2 separate regions of the Homo sapiens genome follow, and region 2 is linked to region 1. The links are chromatin loops, found by intact Hi-C in ENCODE. Cell type or tissue: ascending aorta. All regions are shown on one strand. Links, peaks and the distances in the headings refer to the core of each region. The heading gives the core; the rest is flanking DNA. Region 1 holds the start of SLC16A9 (solute carrier family 16 member 9). Region 2 overlaps SLC16A9 (solute carrier family 16 member 9).

What was found. Hi-C counts contacts between places; a loop is a spot of excess contacts. Peaks named below come from ENCODE experiments on the same cell type or tissue, not always from the same donor. Only the 100,000 strongest peaks of a DNase experiment are listed, where the experiment ranks them.
Region 2: a loop joins it to region 1, with 2.1 times the contacts of the local background. A loop is called at or near these places in 4 of 110 quality-filtered maps.

Annotation. Positions count from the first base shown.
Region 1 is chr10:59,706,413-59,720,998 of GRCh38, reverse strand. SLC16A9 (solute carrier family 16 member 9) reads left to right here and starts at 11,149. Exons shown (of 6, transcript NM_194298.3): 1 at 11,149-11,520. RefSeq lists silencers at 10,807-11,076, 11,307-11,376, 11,517-11,576 and an enhancer at 11,807-12,006. In ascending aorta, for the core only: a CTCF peak has its summit at 11,092; DNase peaks (open chromatin) are centred at 10,728, 11,208 and 12,028; H3K4me3 peaks cover 2,170 bases; H3K27ac peaks cover 3,077 bases.
Region 2 is chr10:59,639,546-59,656,343 of GRCh38, reverse strand. It overlaps SLC16A9 (solute carrier family 16 member 9), which reads left to right. Exons shown (of 6, transcript NM_194298.3): 5 at 1,755-2,669; 6 at 3,394-5,580. The coding sequence ends at 3,572. LOC105378319 (a long non-coding RNA gene) reads right to left here. Exons shown (of 3, transcript XR_945991.3): 3 at 7,566-7,674. Among named protein-coding and RNA genes, the nearest start is that of SLC16A9, 62 kb to the left of the region's middle. In ascending aorta, for the core only: no CTCF peak of the experiment used is centred there; no DNase peak of the experiment used is centred there; H3K4me3 peaks cover 421 bases; H3K27ac peaks cover 899 bases.

The sequences.
Region 1 (14,586 bases), core at 6,587-14,586:
AGTTACATCTGCTGTATTTTTTTAAATAACAGCTTTATTGAGAGGTAATTCATATACCATACAATTCACTTGACATACAATTGACATGCAATTCAAAGTGTAAAATTTAATGCTTTTTAGCATATTTACAGAGTTCTGCAATCAACATCACAGTCAATTTTAGAAATTTTCATCATTCCAAAAAGAAACCCCATGCCCATTAGTACATGTTAGGAGCTTCTCCCCATTTTCCCTCAGCAGGTCCCCTTCTTCAGCCCTAGGCAACCAGTAATCTTCTTTCTGTCTCTAAATTCACCTAATTCTGTGATGTTCATATAAATGGAATATATAACATGTAGCCTTTCCTATCTGTCTTCTTTCCACTTAGAATTTATAAGTACTTTTTACAGCAGAATAATATTCCATTGTATGGATATACCACATTTTCTTTATTTGTTCATCAGTTGATGGGCATTTGGGTTGTTTCCACTTTTTGGCTAATGTGAATAATGCTGCTATGAACATTCATGTACAAGTCTTTGTGAGGGCATGTTTTCATTTTTCTTGGTTATGTACCCAGGAATGGAAACCATTGGCTCATCTGGTGACTCTATCTTTAACCTTTTGAGGAAGTGCCAGGCTATTTTACAAAGTGGCTGCCCCACTTTTATAGTTTTTGAAAAGATTTTCTCCTAATCTCTAGAAGGGGGAGCACATTTTTGACACCTGATAATTCTCAGCATTTGAAATGTGAAATACAGATTATGAAATAAAGAAATTTAAAGAAAATAAATGAGTTTTAAAACTCAAACCAAAGTAAGAGGTTTGAGTTTTAAAACTTTCATTTATTTTCTTTGAATTTATTTTTTATGCCATCTAATAATAATTTACCTTATTATTGGGGTTCCTTATTACCCATTACATATTAAATAGTTAATTACATAAGAAATTCCTCACATTTTCTTCAAGTGCCTTAGGTCAAGTAATGAGGAGCCAAGTTAACCTGAGATACTTTTTAATTGACAGTCATTAAATTTATTTACCTACTAAATCATTGGGTACCTACTCTATGCCAGGCATGTGTGCAGTGCTGAATATTTTCTTTGCTATTTTATACTTTGAGAGGTTACTTTATTATTTCAGGGTTGGAGGAACACTGTGTACTTCAAATAATTATCATAGCTAATGTTCCACAAGCAAGCTCTTTGCATATTGAGTTTTTTGCTTTGGGTATTTATTAGTTACATACTTCTTTTTATAAAATATGCCATTTGGGCCACACTTGACAAGTCAAACTTTTTGCAAATTACAGTTGTCAGCACCACAGGAGTTCCATTAGGTATTTATTTTTCCACCTCACAGTAATGTTCATTTCTTAATTTATTTGGTGTATATTATAACATTACTGGCTGGAGAACCTGCTGAAAAATAATCTTGACCAGCCAAAGAAAAGTTGAACTAGTGGCCTTTCCAAGAATTACATCGAAGGCAGAATCCAATCCTTTACTTCATTAAGACCACAGTTGACAGAAGATGTACCCGAGTTATAGAAATATTGATGTGATGTGGAAGGAGGGTGATGCCTGAGGAGTGATTTAATTCTATTTAAATTCACATTAAAAGGCCAAGTTTCAGACTATTTTGGTTGCTGGACTTTGATTCTCTGAACTGGTTACCATACCTGCGTGTCACTACAGAAACTTCTTGGATGAATTTGAATAACTCAGATGCCAGTTGTGTAATGGAGAGAAAAGGATAGTGCATATGACATCCGTTCATTAGTCATTGTAAATTTGTCAATGGATAGAATTTTCTTCCTTTAACTTTAGTACAGATAGGTTCAGAACCTTACTTGCCATGGGATTCTTTGGTATACTCATGAAAACAAGTACTCATATAGAACTTACGTACTATGTGTTAGGCTGTTCTGAACACTTTTTCTGGTTTAATTCATGAACCTTCACAACTACCATTTGAGGTAGGTATTATTTTCCCTGTTTTATAGATGATGAAACAGGCACAAAGAAGATAAGGACCCTCATCAAGATTAAGAAGCTAATAGGTTGTTTGGGCTTCAGGGTCTGTGCTTTTGTCCTATATGCCCTCTGCTTCTTTTAACCTCTTGGGATTTCTGTTTCTTCATCTGAAAAATTAGAAGATTAAATCCTACATTGAATATGAGGTTGCACCTGCTAATCTCCAGGGCCCTTTTCCTAAGACTCAGGTTCAGATTCAGCAGTCTCAAAAAGAGCATTCATGACCACATGTGACTAAGAAATAATCAAGACAAAAAATACCCTAGGAATTAAAACACCCAGAAGCAGCTTCTTTGTGCCTCCAAAGATGTCTGAAGAACCAGATTCAATAAAAGGAAATGCCCATAATTATCATTGTACATGATGTTGACAATCAATTCAGCCTTAGATTGGTGGGTACCAGAGTCTTTGTGATGGATCCAAGTATTTGTACCATGGGCCATACCTCTCTGTAGACTTGGAAACATAATGACTTTTAATCTAAATCCACAGTGACAGATTTGGTTGAGGATAAAGGAGCTATTGCCATGCTTCTATCTGAGCCAGCTGTACCCCTGGGGTTTGACAGACGTTAGCTTCTTACTGCCAAAAGATATTGTCTTTTTTTCCCTAAGACCTCTTTAGCCTAATCATCAATTTCTCATTCTTCTTGGTTAGGACAGTTCTATTTCCAGTGAAACTTTAGCCCTTGCTTTACCAGACACCGTTCCTTAATATACTGGTATCTCATAGGTTTTCTATTTTTTGTTTCTGTTGCATCTCTTCAGTGATCTATGATTATATTTTCCAAGCCACAAATCAAGAAACTGAATTTGACAAAATAATTTTGTACTATTTCCAGTTGCAAAAGAAATCTTGAAGATGTATTTTAGATTCAATAATGCTGGAGTTTCATGAAATTTTGATGTGTTATTGGAATGATGAGATATCATATTTGAAATTGGAACTATTCTAGAGGATCCTGCAATGTGAGGCACACTTCCCTCACTTTCTAGCAATTCTTTGTTCTTGTTATTCTAAGTTCTAACCGGAAATCCAGAAACTGTCTTAGACCTTTATCTACTAATCACAGCCACTACCAGTTATGTGGTAATTCTCTATCTTTCAAATTGGTCCCTATATCATTTTATAATTTTATAGATTTTAAGTTTTCCTATCTTTTGCCTCAGCTATTAAATCAGCCTTCTAACTAGTCTCCTTCCCAGTCAGTGTACCCTCTGACATGGTTTCTAAGAGTGATCACCTTGAAACACAAATTCAACCATGTCATTCCTCTGTTTAGAATGTTGCAATGGTTCTCCTTTGCTGGATAGTCTTCACATGGAGATGAGAACTTCCATGGTCTAAACCATTGTAGAGAACATTTGTTGTTTTTTGGCTAGTCAGCATCCCAGTTTGTTTTTGGAGAAGTATCTCTCCCCTAATGAGTACTCTCAAAGTGCCCTGTTTTCCCCTAGCTTAGAGATGGCTACATGGCCCAAACCAGGCCAGTCACACTTTCTTCTGGGACTTTGAATCTTGAATAAAACTCTGCAAGGATGGAGCTCATTAATGTCCTCATGAGAATACATAGTCCCTACCAATGAGATCTCTAAATGAACGTGGGTCCTTCCAAGTTCTCCAATTTATGCTATCCTGCCAAGAGATGGGAACTGTTAACTGCATTCAAAAGCCCTATGATTGTTTACCTTCCCCTTCCCACAAATACTCTGACTTTTAATCATTTGTAACAATCCATTGTAATTCCCTAGCATACCATGGGAGTCTTTCATGCCATGAAGACTTTGCAGATGCTCTCCTCTCTGTCTTGGAATGCCTCCCTCTCAAGCCAAGCAGTGCCTCAGACTCTGTGTTTCTTTAACATGGCACAAGTTCCCTGATTGGGGTGGTTAGCCCATTCTAGTATTACTGTCAGTCTTCTTTCCTAGATTGCAACCTCCTTTGTTTTATATGATGCCTGGCATAAAATAAACAAGATATATCATTTATTTTTAATTTTTATTTTTTGAGACAGGGTCTCACTCTGTGGCCCAGGCTGGAGTGCAGTAACACGATCTCTGCCCACTTCAACCTCTGCCTCCCAGGTTCAAGCGATTCTCATGCCTCGGCCTCTTGAGTAGCTGGGATTACACGTGTGAGCCACCATGCCCAGGCTACAAGAATTATTAGATGAATGAATAAATAAAATGACAGTATATTTTGTAGTTCATACATGGGAATTTATGTTATAGATAACAAATAAGGCACATCTCCAGAACTGAAGAAAAGGATAGAAGGTTTAAGATAATAGGATCAACATAAAATTCATGAGACTGACTATAGGAGAATTGCTGATGAAATCAGGGCAAATTTATTAAAATAGGAGTGATGATGATGATAAAGTTACGTGACAAACACAGAGCATGTATGTCACTAGCTAAGTAGTTTCTAATTAGGTAAGTAGTTTTAAAATATCATTTAAATTTATTTATTTATTTATTTTTAGAGTTGGGGGGTCTTACTATGTTGCCCAGGCTGGACTCAAACTTCTGAGCTTCAGCAATTTTCCTCCCTCAGCTTCCCAAGTAGCTGGGACTACAGGCATGTGCCACCACACTCAGTTCAAAATGCTATTTTTAATACAGCTTGGTTAAATAGTAGTGGTTGAGAGCACAGAATCCAGAGTCAGACAGCCTGGGTTTAATCTCCATACCTGTATTTTTTCATTTTTTGGATGGAATAAATTGTACCTACCTCATAAGGTTGTCATTATGAAAATAAAATAATATAGGTAAAGTACTTAGCACAGTGCCTGGTGGTTCTAGTCATTCTTCATTTGCCAGCCCACCCCATCCCAATCCAATTTCTGCCCCTCTTTGACTCTCTGTTCCTGGGAGGCTGAACCCTTATGGGCAGTATTCCATTCTCCCTCAATGCCTGCCTTCTGCGTGGGCTTGGTCAAGGGTAGGCACCACCAAGAGATCTGAGAGCAGAGAGAGAGGTGAGAGTATTGGCTGTACACCCATTTTGATGCCTTGTCTCTGGGAACAAACTACCTTCCTTCCCAATTTCAGCCCCCTTCAGGGGCTGCTAGCCCAGGCCCTGGGCACACTAGGTCTTCCCTTTGTCACTGAAGCCCCAGGAGCAGTAAAGGCTTCCCACTGTCCCTCAGCTTTGAGTGCCTCCTATTTATTCTTTTGACTCTGCCCACATTGCTATAAAGTATTTTTCCCTTAAGATTTCTTTGACTATCTGGGATGAATCCTGTTTCCTGCCCAGACCCTAATACACTGTACATAGTAATTTCTTTAAAATGTGAGCTTTGGTTATTATATTAAATTATTAATATTAAATATTTAAATTGTTAAATTATCAGTGATTTGATAATTGTTAAATTATCAAATAATAAATATTTAAATTGTTAAACTATCAACGAAATTTTCATATAGTTTGATTAACTATATAAAAACAAACATTGATATTGAGAAGGCAGGATTCAGAAGCATCTTCAAAATAAAGCAGGCCAGGCATGGTGGCTCACGCCAATAATCCCAGCACTTTGGAAGGCAGAGGCAGGAGGATCACTTGAGCCCTGGAGTTTGAGATCAGCCTGGGCAATATAGTGAGACCCTGTCTACACATCCCTCAACATACACACGATTAGCTGAGTGTGATGCTGCCTGCCTGTAGTTCCAGCTACTTGGAGGCAGAAGTAGGAGAATCGCTTGAGACCAAAAGGTTCGGGTTGCAGTGAACCAAAATCATCCCATTGCACTCCTGCCTGGGCAACAGAGACCCTGCCAAAAAAAAAAAAAAAAAAAATCCGAACTAACCAACCAAACAAACAAAAAACATAAACCAGAGGACACATTTCATATCTACAGCAAGTTGCTTGCCTATGGTTTGGAATAACTCCCAAGTACTTTGATGGAAAAGTGTAAGTAGCTCTGCAATGTGGTAGGTGGTAGGGACAGAGATGAGTAAACCATTCTATGTGAGCCCAGCCTGGGGGTAGGGTAAGTAGAGGATAATTCATGTATCCTTTTAGATTGCTTCTGTCTGCATTGATTTCAGTCTATGTTCAAACTGTTAGGAAACTGCTTGACTATATTTTTTTTCCTCAAGGGTATGTTTTTTCCTGTATAACTTTTACTTTCATGGATTAGTTACCATCTTCTAAATTACTCCCAAGAAATCAAAATTGCAGCCTGTTGAATAGATAGATCTAAGGTGACCATATTTGCCAAGTAAACATTTTTTACTTAGTGAACCAGTGGGCAAAGTCTTTGGACTACCTACACATTTTAGGCAGGATGGACCCTGTACATAGAGTAAAAGTCATGCTCTTTCTCTTACATCATGTAATGAAGAGAAGAAGGCTAAAATGTAACACTTTGAACTGAAAAACTGGTGCCGTCTGAAACTTTATGTAATACATCTAAATCAAATACTTAGGCAAAAGCACATTAAAAAAAACTGGCACTGTTTCATAAAAAGATTTGATGCACTCATCTTGTGTTTATTTTTATATAGTATGCATCTACTCCACCTGTATTTTCACAAGAAGAAATTGGATCCGTTGGTATATTTGAACTCCACACCCTGCCTTTGGTAGTAAGCCCTTCTTCCTTAATAATGACACTGTAGATCATGTAAACTGAATTTGTAGCACATAAGATTCTATGGGTGGATTTAAAATGTGGGAAATGGCTTTAAAGTGCCCTGGACAGATGCAGAAATTTTCTCTTCCTCTCCTTCAGTGAACTTTTGAGAACCTGCTATGTGCCAAGCACTCTGCTGGAGCCTGGTATAAAGCTTGGTAAGCACAGCTGGAGGTCCTACGTTATGTGTGGACCCTGGACTCACTTTGCCTGTGTCTGCCTCTGTCTCAGCCATTTTGGTGCCCTCCAACTTCGGGCACCTCTTTAACCTCATGAGGCCTTAATTTTCCTTATACATAAGAATATGCACATTCTGTATAATTTTATGTTTCTGATTTCCACTTTCATGAGAATTTAGAGTGACAATTCAGAGCAGGGTTCTCTGTAGCCTGGTCACCAAGATTCAAACCTCAGCTTCACCTCTCACTATGTGATTGAGGGCAAATTATTCAGCTTCTCTCTAGTTCATTTTCATTATTGGCAAAAGGCAGGTGATAATAGTAGAACCTACTTCTTGGGTTTCTTGTGAAGCTTTAAATTAGTGTAAGAAGTCAGTCCTCATTGTTAGCTCTCCCCAATCTTGAATCATTCTTCCAAAGTAGATTGGGAAGAGCACAGGCTTAACAATCAGCCAGATCAGGCTCGGAATCTCACTCCATCACTGACCCAGCAAGTGACTCAGCAAGTAACTTAACCATTCTGAACCCCAGTGTCCTCATCTGTAAAGTGAAGATAACAATACTTAGCCAGGCTGGGCACGGTGGCTCATGCCTATAATCCCAACACTTTGGGAGGCCGAGAAGGGAGGATCTCTTGAGCCCAGGTGTTGGAGATCAGCCTGGGCAAGATGGCAAGACCAAGTCCCTACAAATAAATTTTTCGAATTAGCTGGGTGTTGTGGTGCATGCCTGTAGTCCCAGCTACTCAGGTGGCTAAGGTGAAGGATCCCTTGAGCCCCGGAATTCGAGGGTGAAGTGAACCGTGATCATGCCACTGCACTCCAGCCTGGATGAGAGAGTAAGACCATGTCTCTAAAAAACAAAACAAAACAATACCATTGATTTATATTCCCCATTTCCCCTAAAGTAAAAATCACTTGAGCCAGATAATATGATGAAAGATAAAGGCAGGAAAATATGAAATGATATTCTGGAGAATTGCAAGTAAAAATACAATATAGTGTATCTTTAAGGTCACTTTTAACATTTGAAAATTTGTCCTTTTAAACAAAAGCTCTATAAGCATAAGAGAATGATTTATCCACTTTTATTATTTTCTGACTGTTTGTCTGTTAGAGTGTGAGAGAATAAATTGGAATTAATAGAATGGTTTATAGATAGATCTCCAAGCCAACTGCTATAAAAACCACAAAATCAGTTTTCTTTAATTGTTTTTAACACAAAGTGTAGTGTCTTTGTAGCTATGCTGTCATTCATAACAGGAGAAGAACATCATGTCAAAAGAAAAGAAACCTGAATGGTGTGGTAAGTCAGGGAGGAAAGTCTGGTCAGCCAGGCAAGCACTGGACCAGTGACTCAGGTGCTGGTCAAGTGTACCACCTTCCCCTGACCTGATGACACCTTGCTCTGCCCTCTGTGTTTCATGTTTCTGCTTCCATGCTGGGATAAGGACCAAAGAACAATTTTAGGTTAATTTCTCCATCTCATTCTCTAAAGGACTAAGGTGGCAAATAGCTTAAGAAAGGGAAGTCTTAGAACATTTCACAAATTATGAAGTTCTTAATAAATACCTAATAATAACAATGAAAAGCAAAAAATGAACTCTTTTATTTAGTTGACACCTCTATATCAACTTTTCTTTAAAAGCATTTCTCAGGTTCCTTTTCTTCCAAAGCCGGGTTCATTTAAATCTGGCTTATGTAATAGCCTGCCTTTTTCCATCTTGTTGAAACTATTTCTGAGCCTGGAGAGTGACCCAAAGGGCAGATGCTGGCCAGAGCTGTAAAGCCAGCAATATCTAACTTATCTGATTCTCGCTTGGCAAGCACAGCTTGCATTTTTTTTTTGTCACTGGATGGAAAAAAGTGGGGGCATAGAGGGGTGGTTTTAGCTTTGTCTCTGCTGACTTATCTGCCTCCCTCACCCCCAGGGTGATCTGGAGCACATCTTGAGCTTCTCCCGGTCAAATTCCATTTGGAAGTAAAGTGTCAGGACTCAACTAGATTTCTGAGTTCTTTTACATGTCTTAATGCTCCCCTGCAGATGATGGGGGCAATTTTCACATTCCAGCCTGGCAGCAGTCCCCTTAGCCAAGTGTCTACTGCCCCAGGGCAAGATTCTAGCTCTCTGATTCCTCCAAGCTCCCTTCTAGCCACTTCATTCATTACATTAGAAGCCTGGCCCTGCAGCCATCTGAGTTTATGACCCCTGAGAACCAGTCTTTCTCTCTAAAGCTGGGAGCATGCCTGTGTGTGAGCACAAGCTCATTTTTGGTTCTTAGTTGATAGGCAAGGGCTGGCCTGAGTAGAAATGGAAGTGCTGGCTATATACTCTTCTAAAAGAAATCTGGGAAAACTTGGTGCAAGTGATAACAGGCATGTGTCAATTTCAGAAACCAGTTGGTGGATGTAGAATATTTTCCAGGCACAATTTCCTTGTCCCCAAAACATAAGTTCATATACATTGATTGGTTTGAGCAACAATCAAGATAACATGTGCTCTGGTGCTTAGGAAGTATTTGAATCAAAGACAGACTTTCTAAAATTACCTTTCATTGGCTGGGTGCGGTGGCTCACACCTGTAATCTCAGCACTTTGGAGGCCAAGGCGGTGGATCACTTGAGGTTAGGCGTTCAAGACCAGGCCAACGTGGTGAAACCCCATATCCACTAAAAATACAAAAATTAGCCAGGTATAGTGCTGCGTGCCTGTAATCCCAGCTACTCAGGAGGCTGAGGCAGGAGAATTGCTTGAACCCTGGGAGATGGAGGTTGCAATGAGCTGAGATCACGCCGCTGCACTCCAGCCTGGGCAACAGAGCAAGACTCCATCTCAAAAAAACTATTTTATTGAAACATAGAGAAAAGAACACAAATTATCAGTGTATAGGTCAACGCATTACCACAAAGTGAACGCACTTGAGTAACCATAAACCAGGTAAAAAAATACAGCCTAAGAATCCCCTATTGTGTTCCCTTGCCTCTTTAGAAGTAAGTTTTTTATGGTGTTGACAGTACAGTTTCTCCATTTTTCCTTCCAGAACTTATTCTTGGGACCATGTTGCTCTCATTCTCACTGTTACTTTTCCCCTCTTCTCTTTTTCCTTCTTAGAACAAAACAAAATACTATTGACTAGCAGTGGTCATTCTCTTCACTCTAACCTGAAAGTCAATAAATTGAGTAGAAAGGACTGATGGGGGCCAAAAGGGCTGAACCTCCACCACATTTGTGCTGTAAGAAAACATGACATGGTTGCCTAGGCTCCACAGGTTTTTTAAACTCTCATCTCACACAAACTCCATGATACAGGCAAGATTCTTGTAATTTCATAGACAAGGAAACAGAGGCTCAGCAGCTTGATCAGCACTTCTGAAACCAACCCTTTGCCAGGTGTAGAGTCTTCGTCTAGGCCAGGACCTGTCACTTCAGTGTATAAAGGAAGTTCTCATCAAGGTGGTTGATGGCCGCAGTCCCCTTTAAGAAGTAGAAAGTGTGGTGCGGCTTCCCAGAAAAAACACAGAGGAACACAAAAAGTGCATATCACTTTGGAGGTTTCCCACGGCCGGCGAACCACTGGTACCTATGGACAGCCCCCAGCTGCTGCAGTGACTGAGGGATAAAACAGCCATCCATCTCTGCGCGCAAGCCCATTACCAAAGATAGTATTGCCAATGGTAGTATTGTTAGTGCAGTTCAACTGCAGGACAGACTGAACGTCCTTAGAAGCAGCCTGTGTGTGTGTGTGTGTGTGTGTGTGTGTGTGTGTGTGTGTGTGTGTGTGCACCGCAGGACGCCCTCCTTTCCCGCGGAGCTGTCACAAAGGACTGTACTTGGCATCCTCACTCCTCACTTCCCAGGATCACGGACTCCACAAAGTTCTGGTGCCCGTTTCTCCGGGACCACTGCCAGCTGAGCATACAGCTCCGGCCAGGAGGGCGCCAGCGGCCCCGGGAGCCAGGGAGACCAAGGAACACTCGCATTCATTTGTACACCCCGGCTCCCCCCAAACGCGCACGGCCCTTGGCGGGCTTGGCCAGGGCACGTGGTGGGCGGCGGGGGCACAGCGGCGCCTGGGGACGCGCGTGTGTGCGCACCGAGAGGGCGCCTGGCCGACGGCGCCCACCTCTCTCGTGGCTTTGGTGGCTCCAGGCCTGGTAGGGCCGGGGCCGCGGCTCGGGCAGTGCCCTCCCTACTCCTGGCCGGGCCGGGAGCAGCGGGAGCAGGCGCAGCGCCCCTACCGCCCGCTTTTCCGCCTCCATCTCCTCCGCCTCCTCCTCCTCCTTCCCCCAACCACCCGCGCAGTCACAACCGGTTCAGACTGGCCGGGGTGCCCCGCAAAGAGAGACAAGGGAGAAAAAGACAGCAGGGAAAACCCCGGGGAGGAGAAGGCGAAAGAGAAGGTGGAGCTCAGAGAAGGGGGCCGGCTCCCCAGCTCCATGTGGCCGCCGCCGCTGCGGGTCTGTGGGGGCAGAGGGCGGCGGCTCCCGGGGCAGCGCGTAGCGGGACCGATTGCCTAATACTCCGGCAGGGGCCGGGGCCGCAGCTGGCTCGGATAAATAGCCGCCCGGCTGGCCCGGAGCTGCAGGGGAGAGCGGCGGCCGCGATCCCCACCACACCACCAGCCCGGCCGCACGGGGCACTGAGCCGGGTGCTGAGCACCGGAGGCCCCGCCGAGGCCGGGACTCAGGTAAAGGGCTGGAGCTTGCGGGGAGGGTTCCAAAGGTGGGCAGCAGCCCCTGCTGCCCAGCGTCCTAGAGGCAAGAAGTAACTCCGACTCGGAGCAGTAGGAGGGGGCGGTGGAGCAGCATGGAACCGGGCTTTTGTCTGGGGTGTGTGCCGGGGGCTTCGAGTGTCCACGGTGCGCCCGCCCCTCGCCGCCCCCTTTTTGATGGGGTGCTTCTACAAAGTGGGCAAGTTTTCCCGGGAATCCGAAGGCGGCATTTTGTACGGAGTTGAAAGAGAGGGAGGGGGTCCTGGGGGTGGTACGGTGGCCCCCCAGAGAGCTGCCTCTGGACTCCAGAGAGCTTCCAGGGTTGCTGGTGGAAGAGCAGGGAGAGGTGCATGTGATGCAGGTGGGCCTCCATTTCCCAGAGGACCGAAAGGCCTCCAACTGCCTTGGTCCGGAGCGCGAGCAACCAGGTGCCCCCGGAGGGTTGGGAATGGGGCGCCGCGGGTACTCCTGACCTACGTGGAGCGCAGCGCGCAGGGCCGGCGGATTCTGCACGTTGGCGCCAGGTTCAGCACCACCCGGCAGCCCTGGGCGAGCGCGGGAGCCCAGCCTTCGCCACCGCCGCAGGAGGCACCGGCACCGCGCCCACCTGGACCCTCAGCCAGCACTTGGGAGGACTTGGTGCTTAATGCCCCATCTTTGGTTCGCCCTAGGTAACCTGCTCTGGCTTCAGCAGCGCCCAGAGGCTTTCCAGAGAGCTGATAACCACGAACAAACTTGGCTGTCAAAAGCAAATCAATGCTTTACCTTGTTTTCTGGGTGCCTAGTCTATCCAACACAAACTATCCCCGAAGTTTAGTCAGGATTTACGCTAAATATATTACTTATATAGTAAGTTATTCGATATAACATTTTTGGTCAATTTTCTAGGCTACAGTTTTGATGTGTTTTTTAAAAATCTTGAATTAACTGAATAACAGTTCATATTGAAGGTGGATTCTCCCATTCCCTGCACCCAGGATTTTCCGTTGTTCCATCAAATTCTGTAAATCGGTATGCCCTAACAGTTTCTTATATTTGAGTTGGCTTCAGCTTCGAGAAATTCTTCAGGCAGGTTTAGGCAGAGGGCTGAGGAAGCTAGAGAAGATTCCGAAGAGAAAGGATGATTATTTGTTGCATGATTATAGCTTCTTTTAAAACTTCTAATAGGAAAACCCTTCCACTTTCCTGGACCAAATGCAGAGTAAAGTCATTTTCTATTATCTGTTGCAATAATTAATAATAAATATGTAAATGCAGAAAACATGGTTAGTACCCATATCATTGCCAGAAACCAGTCCCGCTCTCCCTCCACCATCAAAAAAAAGTCCTCGCAAGTAGGAATTAGATAAAATAATTTAACCTGCAATTTTGCAACAACTCAGACTTTCAGCACCACCGACCCCCTAATAACATCCCTACTGGTTTCTTCCATTTTTTGTGTAGGCAAGTGGAATAACAGGTATCCTTCATATCCATAGGAAGAGCATTGGGAGGAGCCAAAGATATGGGGAGGTAGATCAAGACATTAGGAAATCTTTTCTGGCTTCTGACTTTGAGTCTGAAAAGGTGGTGTGAATTGGTTGGTGTCTGAATCTTTATCAGGACACATTATGGTGGTCTGGGGTGGATCTGGCCATGCAACTCAAGCTAGAGGATGACAACTACAGAGATGTGGTCACATTTTCAAGTTTTACTTCCTTACCTCAATCTTTCAAACCCCTAATTAATTAGGTAATAAAAATTGTATATATTTATGATGCACACAACACAGTATTTTGAAACAGTAATACATTGTAGAATGGCCCAACCAACATAATTAACCTATATGTATTACGTCACATTTTTATCTTTTGTTTTTTTTTTTTTTTTGGTGTGGTGAGAACACTTCAAATCTACCATCTTAACAATTTTCAAAATTGTGACTATAGTGACTATAGTCACTATGTTGCACAATAGATCTCTTAAACTTATTGCTCCTATCTAACTGAAATTTTGTATCCTTTGACAAACATCTCTTCACCCCAACCCTACCTACTGGTAACCAGGGTTCTACTCTATTCTCTGAGTTCAACAATTTTAGATTCAAGTCTCCCTTCCCTTCCCTTCCCCTCCCTTCCCCTCCCTTCCCTTCCCTTCCCTTCCCTTCCCTTCCCTTCCCTTCCCTTCCCTTCCCTTCCCTCCTCTCCCCTCCCCTCCTCTGCCCTCCCCTCTTTTCCTTCCCTCTTTTCTTCTCTCTCTTCTCTCTCTCTCTTTCTTCTCACTGCAGCCTCGACTTCACCAGGCTCAGGTGATCCTCGCACCTCAGCCTCCCGAGTAGCTGGGACTACAAGCGTGTGCCACCACACCCAGGTAATTTCTGTGTTTTTGTAGAGATGGGGTTTCGCCATGGTTCCCAAGCTGGATTACAGGCATGAGCCACTGTGCCCAGCTGACTTCCCTTTTTTTTTTTTTTTTTGAGATGGAGTTTCACTCTTTTTTTTGAGATGGAGTTTTGCTGTTGTCACCCAGGCTGGAGTGCAGTGGCTCAATCTTGGCTTACTGCAACCTCTGCCTCCCGGGTTCAAGCAGTTCTTCTGCCTCAGCCTCCCGAGTAGCTGGCATTACAGGTGCGTGCCACCATGCCTGGCTAATTTTTTGTATCTTTAGTAGAGATGGGGTTTCACCATGTTGGCCAGGCTGGTCTCGAACTTCTGACCTCAGGTGATCAACCCGCCTCAGCCTCCCAAAGTGCTGGGATTACAGGCGTGAGCCACCACGCCTGACTGATTTCCTTCTTTTTCAAGTCTGAATTAGTCTCCTATTGTGTGTGTGTGTGTGTGTGTGTATCACATTTCTTCATCCATTCATCCACTTATAGACATTTAGGTTGATTCCATATCTTGGCTATGGTGAATAATGCTGCAAGGAACATGGAAGTGCAGCTATCTCTTCAATATAATGCTTTCCTTTGGGTATATAGTGAGATTGCTGGATCATATGGTAGTTCCATTTTTAATTTTTCTGAGGAACCACTGTATTGTTTTCCATCATGGCTTTCCAAGA
Region 2 (16,798 bases), core at 1-8,000, 58 kb after region 1:
TGATGTGACACTTTGTTAGAATCTGTACAAAGAAATAGGCAAAAATCACAAATTTATAGTTAATGGGTACTAATGCAGTACATGAGGTCACCCTGCTGTTTTTAATTCTGTCAGTGTGTTTTCTGTAGCGTTTTTAACTTTTACAGTATATGCCACGTTTAATGAGAGAAGGAAAGGGTTACATTTGTCTACTGTTATTACTTCTCAGTAGTTAGCAAAGAGATACTCTCTTAGCAGTCCCAAAAGATACTATTTTAGTTGCCATTACATTAACATGAAACATTAATATTTGCATGCAAAGTTTTTTTTCCTTTTGGGAATGAAGGGGTTAACTTTAAAAAATGTTAAGAAGGGACAACTGAGGTCCCAAAGAAAATATTTTCTTACAACTCTAAGGCAGAGCCATTTGGCTATTTGGAAGAATTGTTTTATTAGATGGGTTTTTATAGCAATCATATCCATGCAATCAGTGATGCCTCTGAGCTTGGTCCTATTGGCATCCTGATGAGATTATAATGTAATTTAATACTGACCATTTTAAACATATGATCAACCTTTTCAGACTATTTTTTTCCTGATTTTTCACATGACATTTCCCAATGACATTTACATTTAAAAATGCTCAGTTTATTAAAGATTGAAATCAGAACCAGATGAGAACAGTACCAATTGATTAGGCTACCATAACTTGGCAACCCTCTGTGTTTAGTGTGATCAGTGCTAAAAAGGTGAATTATTCACAGTGTTACATAGATGTATAAACCAGCATACTTTGTAATTTAAATACCCTAAAAAAATTCTACTTTTCTCATAATTGTATTAATGCATGAAAAGGATGACTCACTCATTCCGGTGATTCAGCAATGGATTTGAACTATCAAGCCATTATAAATATCCTTAAACTGCAATATACTATTTTTAAAAAGTAAAATATGAAAATTTACTTTTCTGGAATAAATATGTAGCATGGAGCCTGGCACATAATAAGTGCAAAGAAAATAGTTTCATGATGATACTTGGTTTTTGGGTTTTTTTGTTTGTTTGTTTGCTTGTTTGAGACGGAGTCTCACTCTGTCACCAGGCTGGAGTGCAGTGGTGCAATCTTGGCTCACTGCAACCTCTACCTCCTGGGTTCAAGCGACTCTTCTGCCTCAGCCTCCCAAGTAGCTGGGACTACAGGCGTGTGTCACCATGCCCAGCTAATTTTTGTATTTTTAGTAGAGACGGGGTTTCACCATGTTGGCCAGGATGGTCTCGAACTCCTGACCTCGTGATCCACCCACCTCAGCCTCCCAAAGTGCTGGGATTACAGGCCTGAGCCACCACACCCAGCCGATGATACTTGTTAAGAATATGGGCTATTGGGTTCAAACTGACTGAGTGTGAATCCTATTTATGTTCTTTACAGATTTTTGATCTATGGCAAATTTCTCAACCATTCCAGCCCTAGGTCACTTCATCTCTAGATTGGGAATAATAATAGGACCTACTCAATGGGATCAGTAAAAGCATTAAACATGATCGTGCAATGTAAAGTGCTTAACAGTGTCTGAGCTGCAAATTCTAATTCTTAAATGTTCTATCAGTATTACTATATTATTGTTATTATTGTTATCTTCTATCTTCTTAATATGATTTTAATATGAAGTTACATATAAATGCCAGTATAAAAAATAAATTGAATTGTGATATTACAAATTCTAATCCTGAGAGCCTCAGATTACGAGGTTGAACAGTTCCCATTCCCTTTTTAGGTTCAAGCGTTGGCCTTTTCATATATGCTGCTCTGCAGAGGATGCTGGTTGAGTTCTATGGACTGGATGGATGCTTGCTGATTGTGGGTGCTTTAGCTTTAAATATATTAGCCTGTGGCAGTCTGATGAGACCCCTCCAATCTTCTGATTGTCCTTTGCCTAAAAAAATAGCTCCAGAAGATCTACCAGATAAATACTCCATTTACAATGAAAAAGGAAAGAATCTGGAAGAAAACATAAACATTCTTGACAAGAGCTACAGTAGTGAGGAAAAATGCAGGATCACGTTAGCCAATGGTGACTGGAAACAAGACAGCCTACTTCATAAAAACCCCACAGTGACACACACAAAAGAGCCTGAAACGTACAAAAAGAAAGTTGCAGAACAGACATATTTTTGCAAACAGCTTGCCAAGAGGAAGTGGCAGTTATATAAAAACTACTGTGGTGAAACTGTGGCTCTTTTTAAAAACAAAGTATTTTCAGCCCTTTTCATTGCTATCTTACTCTTTGACATCGGAGGGTTTCCACCTTCATTACTTATGGAAGATGTAGCAAGAAGTTCAAACGTGAAAGAAGAAGAGTTTATTATGCCACTTATTTCCATTATAGGCATTATGACAGCAGTTGGTAAACTGCTTTTAGGGATACTGGCTGACTTCAAGTGGATTAATACCTTGTATCTTTATGTTGCTACCTTAATCATCATGGGCCTAGCCTTGTGTGCAATTCCATTTGCCAAAAGCTATGTCACATTGGCGTTGCTTTCTGGGATCCTAGGGTTTCTTACTGGTAATTGGTCCATCTTTCCATATGTGACCACGAAGACTGTGGGAATTGAAAAATTAGCCCATGCCTATGGGATATTAATGTTCTTTGCTGGACTTGGAAATAGCCTAGGACCACCCATCGTTGGTAAGATATTTATCTTAAAATCATCCCATTTTACTGTTCTTCCTTGTCATATCTCCAGATATAGAGGTCCAGATTGTAATAGTAGCACAGATTTGTACAAAAGAAATCTGCATGGAACATCTCATGGTAATGATTTATTCAAGACTGCTTTGATATAATTGAGAAAGCGAATATGCATGCTCTGGGATTTGTGTTCGCTCTTTATTTGGGAGAAACTCAAAATGCCTGCTTTTTTTTTTTTTTTTTTTTGAGACGGAGTTTTGCACTGTCGCCCAGGCTGGAGTGCAATTGCGTGATCTCGGCTCACCGCAAGCTCCGCCTTCTGGGTTCATGCCATTCTCCTGCCTCAGCCTCCTGAGTAGCTGGGACTAAAGGCACCTGCCACCACGCCCGGCTAATGTTTTTTGTTGTTGTTGTTTAGTAGAGACGGGGTTTCACCGTGTTAGCCAGGATGGTCTCCATCTCCTGACCTCGTGATCCGCCCGCCTCGGCCTCCCAAAGTGCTGGGTTTACAGGCGTGAGCCACCGCACCCAGCCTGCCTGCTTATTCTTATCCAAATATTTGAGAGATTCTCTTCTTCTAACTCCCAGTAAACCACGCTGGAAGTAGTGGAGTAATATATATACTAATTATAACTATATATAAAACTGATATAATTAGGGTATGGGATGGATGTTCATACTATTTCCATGAAACTTACTTTTTTTCTTACTGCCTTTTCAGGTTGGTTTTATGACTGGACCCAGACCTATGATATTGCATTTTATTTTAGTGGCTTCTGCGTCCTGCTGGGAGGTTTTATTCTGCTGCTGGCAGCCTTGCCCTCTTGGGATACATGCAACAAGCAACTCCCCAAGCCAGCTCCAACAACTTTCTTGTACAAAGTTGCCTCTAATGTTTAGAAGAATATTGGAAGACACTATTTTTGCTATTTTATACCATATAGCAACGATATTTTAACAGATTCTCAAGCAAATTTTCTAGAGTCAAGACTATTTTCTCATAGCAAAATTTCACAATGACTGACTCTGAATGAATTATTTTTTTTTATATATCCTATTTTTTATGTAGTGTATGCGTAGCCTCTATCTCGTATTTTTTTCTATTTCTCCTCCCCACACCATCAATGGGACTATTCTGTTTTGCTGTTATTCACTAGTTCTTAACATTGTAAAAAGTTTGACCAGCCTCAGAAGGCTTTCTCTGTGTAAAGAAGTATAATTTCTCTGCCGACTCCATTTAATCCACTGCAAGGCACCTAGAGAGACTGCTCCTATTTTAAAAGTGATGCAAGCATCATGATAAGATATGTGTGAAGCCCACTAGGAAATAAATCATTCTCTTCTCTATGTTTGACTTGCTAGTAAACAGAAGACTTCAAGCCAGCCAGGAAATTAAAGTGGCGACTAAAACAGCCTTAAGAATTGCAGTGGAGCAAATTGGTCATTTTTTAAAAAAATATATTTTAACCTACAGTCACCAGTTTTCATTATTCTATTTACCTCACTGAAGTACTCGCATGTTGTTTGGTACCCACTGAGCAACTGTTTCAGTTCCTAAGGTATTTGCTGAGATGTGGGTGAACTCCAAATGGAGAAGTAGTCACTGTAGACTTTCTTCATGGTTGACCACTCCAACCTTGCTCACTTTTGCTTCTTGGCCATCCACTCAGCTGATGTTTCCTGGGAAGTGCTAATTTTACCTGTTTCCAAATTGGAAACACATTTCTCAATCATTCCGTTCTGGCAAATGGGAAACATCCATTTGCTTTGGGCACAGTGGGGATGGGCTGCAAGTTCTTGCATATCCTCCCAGTGAAGCATTTATTTGCTACTATCAGATTTTACCACTATCAAATATAATTCAAGGGCAGAATTAAACGTGAGTGTGTGTGTGTGTGTGTGTGTGTGCTATGCATGCTCTAAGTCTGCATGGGATATGGGAATGGAAAAGGGCAATAAGAAATTAATACCCTTATGCAGTTGCATTTAACCTTAAGAAAAATGTCCTTGGGATAAACTCCAATGTTTAATACATTGATTTTTTTTCTAAAGAAATGGGTTTTAAACTTTGGTATGCATCAGAATTCCCTATAGATCTTTTTGAAAATATAGGTACCTGGGTATCACACATAGAACTTTTAATTCTGCTGGTGTAGGCTGTTGCCCAAACATCTATAATTTTACTGAGCTCTTCAAGTGATTCTGATAACACAGCCTGGATTGAGAATTTTTATAAGATTGGCAATGGAAAAACATTTATTCTTTTAAATAATAATTTTTTTAAAACCCAAGAGGTCAGGGGATTTTATAAACCAATAGCCAAGTGTTCTTTAAATAGGAGGCACCCTTCCCATTGTGCCAAAATCATCTTTTCATTTATTTTGAAATTTGTATGATTATTTTATACTTGTATGTTGCCTTTCTTCGAAGGCGCCTGAAGCACTTTATAAACACAAATCCTCACAATACCTCTGTGAGGTAGGTAAATAGTACTTTTCTATGTAGTAAACCTGGAATATGGAGAATTTCATAACAGTTCATTCTACTTAATAATGCAATAATGGAGCTCCAAGTTGTCTTGGACTTCTACACCACACTCAGACTTCTGGAAAGTTTTCTGTACCTCATTCTTTAGTCCCTGTCAAGGTTAGTAAATAAAATAAGTGACATAAAAAAAAAAAAAACTAAACTACTTGTTGTGTTGAAAGTTCCTTTTTGCCAGTTATGTTCAGGAAACCCAATAACCTGAAAAAGTTTGACTTTGATGTGACATCTTCATATTCATCAATGCTGATAATTGTCCAAAGGCATCTTCACTATGTCTGCTAAATAACATCCAATGTGGGCGTTATCTGTTGTCTAGGGGATGAATTTTAAGTTACAATAAAATATTTTTCTTTGTTTTGCATCAGTTTGGTTGCTTTTTCTCCTCTTAGTTCTCCACCCAATTATAGTGACATGTCACTTGAATGTAAAACTATAAATTACCTGGCATAATTCAGACTCTGGAACATGGTTATTGGACAAAAGCATATTCAAAATGCTTAGCTACTTTTACCATTGCCTTCCAAAAAGCTAGTTTATCAGCTTTACCTCTTGTGGTAAAGAGTACTCTGCAGGTCTTAGTTCTTAATAATAATTTATAGAATTCTTAATATGTTTCAAGCTTATGTTGTTTAACCCTCATAATAACCTTGTGAGATGGAGATTATGACCCTCATTTTATGATCTAAAACATAATTGTCATAATACTATGGACAACATATTATAAAAGCATAAGTAATTTCCAAAATCAAAATGCAAAATTTTTCTCTTTGTAGAAATTAAAGTAAACCCTTTAATTTCTAACATGGTTCAGAAATTAGCCCTGGCCAGGAGGGTTGCTCTAAAGCCAATCCTTTAGTGAACAGAGAAAATTTTCTGTAGGGTAATCATGTCAGCAGGGAAGAAGGTTCAGCCACCGACCTTTAAAGGGCTCATGAGGAACAGTTCCCAAGAACCAGGAGTTCCAGTACTGGGAGGTCATGACCAAACATTTACGCCAGCCAACCAGTCCAGTGACCTTAGGTAGCCTCGGTGCTTAGCAGTTGGTATAGAATTATCCTAACTCAGGATGTTCCAGGACATAAAGGGGAGCTCCATTTTGAAACAAAGGACATCTCATTTTCTCTTTTACTTAGAAGGAATATTATATTGAACACATAAAATACATGATTTACATTAGCAGTGCCATGCACTTTCTCCTTCATTAGTAACAATCTTGGGCGGGGTACAGTGGCTTATATCTGTAATTCCAGCAATTTGAGAGACTGAGTGGGTGGATCACTCGAGGCCAGAATTTGGAGACCAGCCCGGTCAACATGGTGAAACCCCATCTCAACTAAAAATACAAAAATTAGCCAGGTGTGGTAGCACATGCCTGTAATCCCGGCTACTCAGGTGACTGAGGCAGGAGAGTCACTTGAACCCAGGAGTTGGAGGCTGCAGTGAGCCAAGATTGCACCACTACACTTCAGTCTTGGTGACAGAATGAGACCCCATCTCAAAAAGAAAAAAATATCTTGGGACCGTCTGCTATATAGTCAATTGTATATGAAGGATGTCAGTAAAATCCCTCTTTGAGGAAGGAGTTTAATCGCACTCAGTTAAAATGATCAGAGCTCTATGAATACATGGATAATACTTGGGACTGCAGTGTACATACTTGTTAAGGTTGTGATTCCACAACCAGATTGCCTATCTCAGTCCCTGTGGCCAGGTGACTGTGAGCGAATTATTTAGCCTCTCAGAGCCTCAGTTTCCTCATTTATAAAACACATCATAGGGCTATTGTGGGAATTAAATAAGATTCCCAATATATATACCTGATATGTAGTAGATGTCCAATAAAATATTAGCTATTATTTTTGTCGTTGTCATTCTTAAATGTATTGCTTCTCTGTACCTGAGGGAGGCATCAAGTGTTCCGGGAACAGGTGTAGGGTTAATGTTTGCATTAAAGGGCTTCATTTGGAAGAATAATGAGCCTCTGTTATTCCTAATCACATAATTGTCGCAGCTTTTGCCTGTTCTTGTCAAAATCTTCTTTCCCTAGGGATTCATGACTCAGCACATTTTTTTGGAATTGCCATTCAGAAGCTTTCACACAAAACAAAACACAGGCCGTTCCTCCACAAATCAAATAGAAGCCACTTTGTAAATTGAATTGCTATGGGAATTTGAACTTTTTCTTCTCTTAAGAACTCTCATCTGAGCTGCTCCGAAGGTGGGCCTGAAATTAGGCAGAAAGCAAAATGATCCGATTTGTTTACCGAGTACTAATTGGCTTCGGCTCAGGGCCCTTACCTCACTGCTTTCCAGCCTTTGAGACTTACTCTTGAGGGAGTGCAATTTCTTGCCAGGTCTCCTGGGATTCTATTCCTAGTGGAGCTCAGCCGCATTAGTTGTTTTTTTGCTGCATGCATTCCTTGTCCTAATGAGTCATTTACTTTTATTCTTTCTCCTTGCAAAAAGAAAAAATAAATTTAAATTTAATCAGTTTTTAATAAAAAAAGATATTCTAAAATCTTTGGTAAGCAACATGTTTTCAATACATAATAATTAACCGTGGTCAAGTGCTTTCCTGTGATAGGTCACCCTAAAACTACATAGCCACAAAGATATAATTATTTTTTCTTCCTGGAAAAGTTCCTGATGTGATAAAGCAAGTTGTGATTCCTCCAGCTTAAATCTGAAAACTGCTGAATATCTACAGCTATAATAGGGCATTGCCAAGGGCAGCCCAAATGACTTTAGAACCCTAGCAACAACGGAGCAGCCATTTTTCTGGAAAGCACTCCCTAATAAACTTCCTGCATGCAAACTCTGTTTCATAGTCTCTTTCCCACCAGGAAACTGAGGACAACCGAAATCCCAACATGGTGAGATAATGCCAAGTACACAGGGTCATCAGAGCAGAGAGGGAGGGAGACACCTTTCTTGAAGGCCTTTTATGTGCCCAGTATTGTTACAGGTACTTCACAAACCATGTCTCGTCCTGTTTAAGTTCTAAAGGTGTTGGCAAGACTGGCTGCTCGACTGTCAAGATACCACAAAGATGCCTTCTTATCTTAGGACATTTGGGGTCTGGCTCTTTCCTGACAGGTTGAGGTACTTCATTTCTTATTCATCCAACACTTCTTAAGTGAGCCCCTAGTATGTGTTAGGTACTCTCCCAGGTACCAAGGATATAATGAGCAAGATAGACAAGGTTCCTGTACTCTTTGAGCTCATTGGTGCCCCAGAGCTGATCAGAATAAGTTAGATGGCAGTGCAGTTGTAACAGAAGCTTCAGCTCCTGTGGGAAATTCTGGAGCTGGGATGGTCCTTCAGCATTGGCCCAGTGGAGTTCAGTCATGTCTGACTCACATTAAGATTCCCAAAAGAATGGATTTAGGGGAGCAAGATGGCTAACTGGAGAAGCCTGGCACTCTTTCACCCCACATGAAAGAACCAAGGAAAGAAATACACAGCTAAAATTTGACTGCAGTGTTGAAGGGAGAGTGCTGGAGTACAGAGGGACAGTGGAGATACACCTGTGGTGATTGGAAGTCTAGGAGGGCAGTGTGGAGGTACCTGGTGTCTGCAGCCCTGTCTCCTCCACCTAGATCAGATTGGCCCAGAGATAGGAGGGACTTCCTGTTGCATGGGAAAGGAAGTAGAAGATCCTCACCAGCCCTCATTGATACTGCAGACAGCTACAGTCCTTACAACAGGAAAATTCTGCAGTCCTCACAAGTCCTGAGCCCAGTTTGGAGAGCTGCTGGGGATTCACTCAGCTGCATTGCCCCAGATTAGGAGCACAAGGTGTGTACTCCCTATCTACCCTCGAGCCTCTGTGAACCAAGCTGCTCAGCACAGTGCCATCTTGAGATCAAAGTCACCCCTTGAATGTACCCTGCTCTAGGGGCGAGCAGCCACTGCACCTCTCCAGCACTGGCGCTCCAGCTTCATTCCACAAGTCCGCACAGATGACTGAATGCCACAACACCAGCAGTGTGGAGCCAGAGCCCATAATCAGCTGTGACTCTGGTCCTGCACAGCCAATAAACCAACCTCTACTGCTGCACCTCCAGCCAAAAAATGGTCTGGCAGTCCCACCCAGGGTGACTCCCTCCCTTGAGCTGGCCAAACTGCTGCATACCCTATCCTAAGCAGAAGTGGTCCCTAAGCCTCCAAGCAGCTGATATGCCTCTGGGCCAGTGGAGTGGAAATGCGTCCAGGATCTGGAAACAGCCCTGTAGCAACCTTGCCCTCCACAGACAAGCCTCTGGACTGTCCAATGGCCCTGCATCCCCAACAAGGGCCTGAGAAACAGTCCTGCAGGTCACTCCTGGTGGGCATGCCTCCAGGCTAGCCAAGCAACTGTTCATCCATGTACTGGGCTTGAGAAACAGCTCCATGGGCCGCTTCTGGTGGGCACAGCCTCATGCCTGTGCTTGCATCCTGGACCTACACAACAGTGCTGGTGGGCTATTCCCTGCAGAAATACCACCAGGTTAGCCAAGCAGTCATGCAGCAACCTGCATGAGTCTGAGAATCAGCCTCGTGGCTCCCCTGACAAACAAGTCCCCAGGCCAGGTTGGCAGCCACGTGCTCATTTTTGGACCTGAAAAATAGCCTTGTGGGCCACCCACAGCAGATATGCTTCTAGGCTGACCAAGCAGCTTTATGTCTGTGTTCTAAGACAGAGAAATAGCCCCCTGGGTCACCTCCAGCAGTCATGCACTCAGGTCAGCTGAGAAGCTGTGTTACCACATCCTAGACCTGAGAAATAGCCCTAAGGGCTGCCCCTAACACATATGTCCCCAGACTGACCAAGCAGCTGTCTGCCTGCATTCTGGACCTGAGAAACAACTCTACAAGCTTCTCCGGGTAGGCACACCCCCAGCCTGGCCAAGCAACCATGTGCCTATGCTCCTGGCAAGAGTAGCAGCACTGTGGCCTCAATCCTAGTGAGCCAGTCCCCAAGTTGGCCAACCCACTGTGAATACGCATAAGCCCTTGGCCTGTGAAACAGCCTGGTGAGCCCAACACCAATAACACTGCTGCCACAACCTCTCTCAGCCTTGGCCACTGAGAAATTTTTAAATGCCACTAGTGTGGATTGTAGCTGAAGAAACTACACAAAGACTACACTGTTAAATCTACCTAGAACAAAGGCCAACATATCCCACCAAAATGATATCCCAAGACCCATTCATACAAATAAATTTTTCCTGACAAAACCTAATTCTTAAAATTGGAAGAGGTGACTTTTCCACTAGATGCATAGAAATTAACACAAGAACACATCAACCATGAAAAAGCAAGGAAACATGTCATCTCCAAATAAAAACAAGAATTCCCCAGTTACAGACTCCAATCAAGAGGAAATATATAAAAATGTCAGAAAAGAATTCAAAATAATAATCTTAAGGAAACACAGTGAGATACAAAAGAATACAGATAGACAATTCGATGAAATCAGGAAAGCAATTCATGATTTGAATAAGAAATTCCACAAAGAGATATTATAAAAAAGAACCAGACAGAAATCTTAGAGCTGAAGAATTCAAAAAAGAAATAAAAGGTACAACTGACAGCTTCAACAGCAGACTAGACCAAGCAAAAGAAATAATTTTTAAACTTGAAGACAGATTATTTGAAATAACACAGGCAGACAGAAATAAAAGAAGAAAAAAGAAAAAAGAATGAAGAAAGGCTGCAGGATTTATGAGACACCATTAAGTGAACAAATATTTGTATAATGGGCATTCCAGAAGGAGAAGAGCATGGAAAAGTTGAGAAAAATATATTTAATGAAATAATAGCAGAGAACTTCCCAAGTCTTGGGAGAGATATGGACATCCAGGTCCAGGAAGTTCAAAGAAGAAAGATTCAACCCAAAAGGTTCTCTCTGAGGCACACTAGAGTCAGATTGTCTAAAGTCAAAGACAGAGAAAGAATTTTAAAAGTAGCAAGAGAAAAGCATCAAGTCACATATAAAGAAATGCCTATTAGACTAATAGCAGATTCCTCAACAGAAACCTTACAGGCCAGGAGAGAATGGGATGATATATTTGAAATGCTAGAAGAAAAAAAGTGCCAGCCAGGAATATCACACCCAGCAAAACTATCCTTCAGAAATGAAGAAGAAATAAAATCTTTTGCAGATAAGCAAAAACTAAGGGAATTCATCACCACTAGATCAATTAGTCTTACAAGAAATGCTCAAGGGAGTCTGACATCTGGAAGTAAAACCACTATCATGAAAACTATAAAACTCACTGGCAGAGCCAATACACAAAGGAGAAAGAAAAAGGAATCAAACCTTATCACTACAGAAAGCCACCCACCTACAAAAATAAGCAATGAGAAAGAAAGTAAGGAACAATGAATATACAAAAGAACCAAAAAACAATAAAATGGCAAGAGCTAGATTCTTGCCTATCAATAATAATCTTGAATGTAAATGGATTAAATTCCCTATTTAAAAGATATAGACGGCTAAATGGATTTCAGAAACAAGACTCAACTATATGTTGCCTATAAGAATTTCACCTCACCTGTAAATGCACACATAGACGGAAAGTGAAGGGATGGAAAATGGTATTCCATGCAAATGGAAACCAAAAGTGAACAGGAATAGCTATACTGGTATTAGACAAAACAGATTTCAAGTTAAAAGCTGCAAAAAAAGACAAAGACATTAGATAATAGTAAAGGGACCAATTAGCAAGAGAATATAACAATTGTAAATATTTACCCAACCCTGGAGCACCTAGATATATAAAGCTAATATTATTAGATCTAAAGTAAAACAGAGATCCATATACAGTAATAGTTGGTGACTTCAACATCTCACTCTCATCATTGTGAGAGATAATCTAGACAGAAAATCAACAAAGAAACACTGAAGTTAAGCTGCACCATAGACCAAATGAACCTAACAGATATTTACAAAGCATTTTACCTGACACCTGCAGGATACACATTCTTTTCATAAGCACATGGGACATTCTCCAGTATTGACTATGTGTTAGTACACAAAACAAGTCTGAATTAAAAAAAACAAATCATATCTAGTATCTTATGTGACCACAATAGAATAAAACTAGACATCAATAAGAAAAGAAACATTTGAAACTATACAAATACATGAAAATTAAACAACATGCTCCTGAATGACCAATGGGTGAAGAAAAAAATTAAGAATGAAATATAAAAAAATTTCTTAAAACTATGAAAATAAAAAACACAACACACCCAAACCTATGGGACACAGCAAAAGCAGTATTAAGAGGCAAGTTTACTGCAATCAATACCTATTTAAAAAACTAGAAAGATTCAAATAAACAACCTAAAGATGCACCTCAAGGAACTAGAAAAGCAAGAACAATCCAAACCCTGAATTAGTAGAAGGAAAGAAATAATAAAGATCAGAGCAGAAATAAATGAAATCGAGAAAAAACATCCCCACAAAACATCAACAAAACAAAAAGCTGTTGTTTTTGAAAAGATAAACAAAACCAACAAGTCATTAGTTAGACTAAGAAAAAAAAAAAAGAACACAAATAAATAAAATCAGATAAAGAAAAGGAGACATCAAAATGGATGCCACAGAAATATACAGGATCATTAGAAAATATCTTGAACAACTATATGCCACTAAATCTAAAAATCTAGAGGAAATGGATAAATTCCTGTACACATACAACCTACCAAGATTGAACAAAAAGAAATAGAAAACCTGAGTAGAACAATAACAATTAATAAGATTGAATCAGTAATAAAATGTCTTCCAACAGCCTGGGCATGGTGGCTCATTCCAGTAGTCCTAGCACTTTGGGAGGCCGAGGTGGGTGGATCGTCTGAGGTAAGGAGTTCAAGACCAGCCTGGCCAACAACCTGTCTTTACTATAAATACAAAAATCAGCTGGGCATGGTGGCATGTACTTGTAGTCCCAGCTACTTGGGAGGCTGAGGCAGGAGAATCACTGCAACCTCATTGCAGAGGTTGCAATGAGCCAAGATCGGGCCACTGCACTCCAGCCTGGGTGACAGAGTAAGACTCTGTCTCAAAAAAAAAAAAAAAAAAAAAAAAAAAAGTCTTCCAAAAGAGAAGAGTCTAAGACAGATGGCTTCACCCCTGAATTATCTCGAATCTTTAAACAAGAATTAATACCAATTCTTCTCAAACTATCTCAAAGAACTGAAGCAAAGGGAATTTTTTCTAACTCATTCTATGAGGCCAGCATTACCCTGATACCCAAACCAGGTAAGAACAGAACAGCAACAAAAAAAGAAAACTGCAGGCCAATATCTTTAATAAATATGGATGCAAAAATCTTCAACAAAATACTTGGAAACCTAATCCAACAACACATTAAAAAGATAATATGTCAAAATCAAGTGAGATTTATCCCAGGAATATAAGGATGGTTTAATATATGCAAGTCAATAAACATCATACATCACATCAATGAATAAAGGATAAAAATGATAGGATCATCTCAATAGATGCAGAAAAAGCATTTGATCAAATGGTCAAACAAAAATCCCAAAGTGATAAAAACTCTCAATGAATTAGGCATAGAAGGAAAGGTCATATATGACAAACCCACATCTAACATCTTACTGAACAGGGGAAAGCTGAAAGGTTTTCCTCTAAGAACTGGAACAAAACAAGGATGTCCACTCTCACCACTCTTATTCAACATAGTACTGTAAGTCCTAGACAGAACAATTAAGCAAGAAAGAAATAAAACACATCCAAATTGGAAAGAAAGAAGTAAACTTTTCCCTGTTTGCAGATGACATGCTCTTGTATGTAGAAAAAGCCAAAGACTACCAAAAAGCTCTTAGAACTGACAAATGAATTCAGTAAATTTGCAGGATACAAAATTAACATACAAAAATCAGTAGTATTTCTATACATGAACAACAAACTAGTCAAAAAAGAAATCAAGAAGGCAAATCCTGTCTATAATAGCTAATATAATATAATATAATAACCAGAATTTGTCAGGAAATATTTATTTGTATGAATGGGTCGTGGGGTATCAGTTTGGTGGGATATGTTGGCCTTTGTTCTAGGTAGATTTAGCAGTGTAGTCTTTGTGTAGTTTCTTCAGCTACAATCCACACTAGTGGCATTTAAAAATTTCTCAGTGGCCAAGGCTGAGAGAGGTTGTGGCAGCAGTGTTGTTGGTGTTGGGCTCACCAGGCTGTTTTACAGGCCAAGGGCTTATGTGTATACACAGTGGGTTGGCTGACCTGGAGACTAGCTCACTAGGATTGAGGCCACAGTGCTGCTACTCTTGCCAGGAGCATAGGCACATGGTTGCTTGGGCAGGAGTTCAAGGCTGCAATGATCTATAATCATACCACTGAACTCCAGTCTGGGCAACAAAGTGAGACCCCATCTCTTAAAAAAATAAAAATTAAATTAAAAAAACAAGACATACAAGTGGCCAATAAATATGAAAAAATGCTCAACATCACTAATCTCAGGAAAATGCAAGTCAAAACGGCAGTAAGGTATCATCTTCCCCAATTAGGATGGCTATTATCAAAAAGACAAAGCATAACAAATGCTGGCAAGTATGCAGAGAAAAGGGAACTCTTATACACTGTTTGTGGGAATGTAAACTAGTACAGCCACTATGGAGAACAGTATGGAGGTTCCTCAAAAAACTGCAAATAGAACTGCCATATGTTTCAGTAATCCCACTACTGAGAATTTATCCAGAGGAAAGGAATTCATTATATCAGAGACATCTGCACCTTCATGTTTATTGCAACGTTATCTACAATAGCCAAGATATGAAATCAACCTAGTTGATTCTGAGTTGACCAATGAATGAGTCTTTCCCTCCCTTGAGGGCAAATATTATTATGAACTCATGGATTTTAAATTTTGGAGGAGGGAGAATTTCAGCAATGGCAGTTTTGTTGTTGTTGTTGTCTGATGCTCAAATTTTCTACCAAATTGACTCCTGAGTCCGAAGTCCGCAGAAGGTCAGTAGTCCTTGATAGTTTCTTTACTTCCCAATAGGATAAGATATTTTAGGATCATCCTGGATATTTTTTTGCCCCAGATCTGGAATTAGCTATTCCTCCAAGGAGGCTTTGGGGATAGTTTTTAGACTATTAGTAATGTGGGTACTAGAGATACTCATTGCTACTGGGTTGGAGATTGCTTCTGCAAAATTGGTATTTTTGTTTTGTAAGCCAAAAATGCATCATGAGTTAATACTGACAACTCTAATTTAAATCAATGATCACATATTTTTTATCTAACTTCATTGATTTTGTATTTAAATTCTTCTCTGTTGCTAAAAATCTTGATTTTCGAATGACAGTAATGTAAGTATTTGCTTTATCCTACTATTTGTATAACATTTTCAAAATAACAGTAAATTATAATTATTACTAATAATATGATAACTGAAAACTGTTTTCTAGTTCTTTTTGTCTCTAGAATAACCTATTCTAGATGTGTGAGCCAACTATGTTATAGTCCCTTGAAATGGTTTCTCTCCGTGTGACTAAGTCACCAATTCGATACTTGTGTTTATTTGTGCACTTTTAATTTGTGTTTCTCCTATTATGAGTGAGACTGAATATCTTTTTACGCATTTAAGGGATACTTGTATTCCTTTATTTGCAAATTCTCTTTTTCTACAGGACAGTTTGCCTGTTTTTTCCCTATTTTCAGAAACCCTTTCTATTCTATATTAGGGATATTTACCCCTTGTTTGTCTGTACTATAAGTTGAAATTGGTTTTTCCCATTTTTTCATTTGTCTTTTTATTTATCACATCTTTTGCCATGTTAAAGCTTTTTTTTATTTTTATGTTTAACTCATTTTTATCATGTTTTCTCAAATTGATTTAAAATATAAATTTGTATAACTTAGTAGCTTAGATAGTAACTTAGTAGCTATGAGTTATTTGTGTAATTTAGATAGTAGCTTAGATAATAGCTAATATTTTTACTTATTTGCTTATTTTTGTAATTATAATACAAAGTTTACATAGTATGGAGTGAATTTTATAAATACTTCCCATTTATGCCTTATGAGTTTTGTTCCATGCTTAGGAAGGCCTTCTCAACTTCAAATTATTTTTTAAATGTATCAGGATATTTTTGGTTACAGACTAGAGAATACTAACATTAAAAATTATAAGGATGTATATTAAGAATATTTATTATCTTGCATAGCAAAAAGTCTGGAGCTAGGAAAATTCCAGCATAGTTAATTTTGTGACAAAACATTGTCATCAAGGACTTAAGTTGTTTTCATCTTTTTGTTTTATAATCATAAGTATAGTAGTTTATCCTCTTAGGCTGGCTGTCCTCATGGCCTCCAAGGGCTGCCACTGTTCTAAGTGTCATATGCGGACAACCATAAAAATAGAAAATGAAGGCTTCTCCTCAGACTTCATCTTTGGACAAAGTGGAAAAGCATTCTCAGAAGGCCCATGGCTGGACTTGGGTCCAAATCATGCTGCATGACCATTTCCAGTTTAGTCACTGCATTGGAGATGAAATTGGCAAGAATGACTAATAAAGATTTAACTGGCTGAGCGTGGTAGCTCATG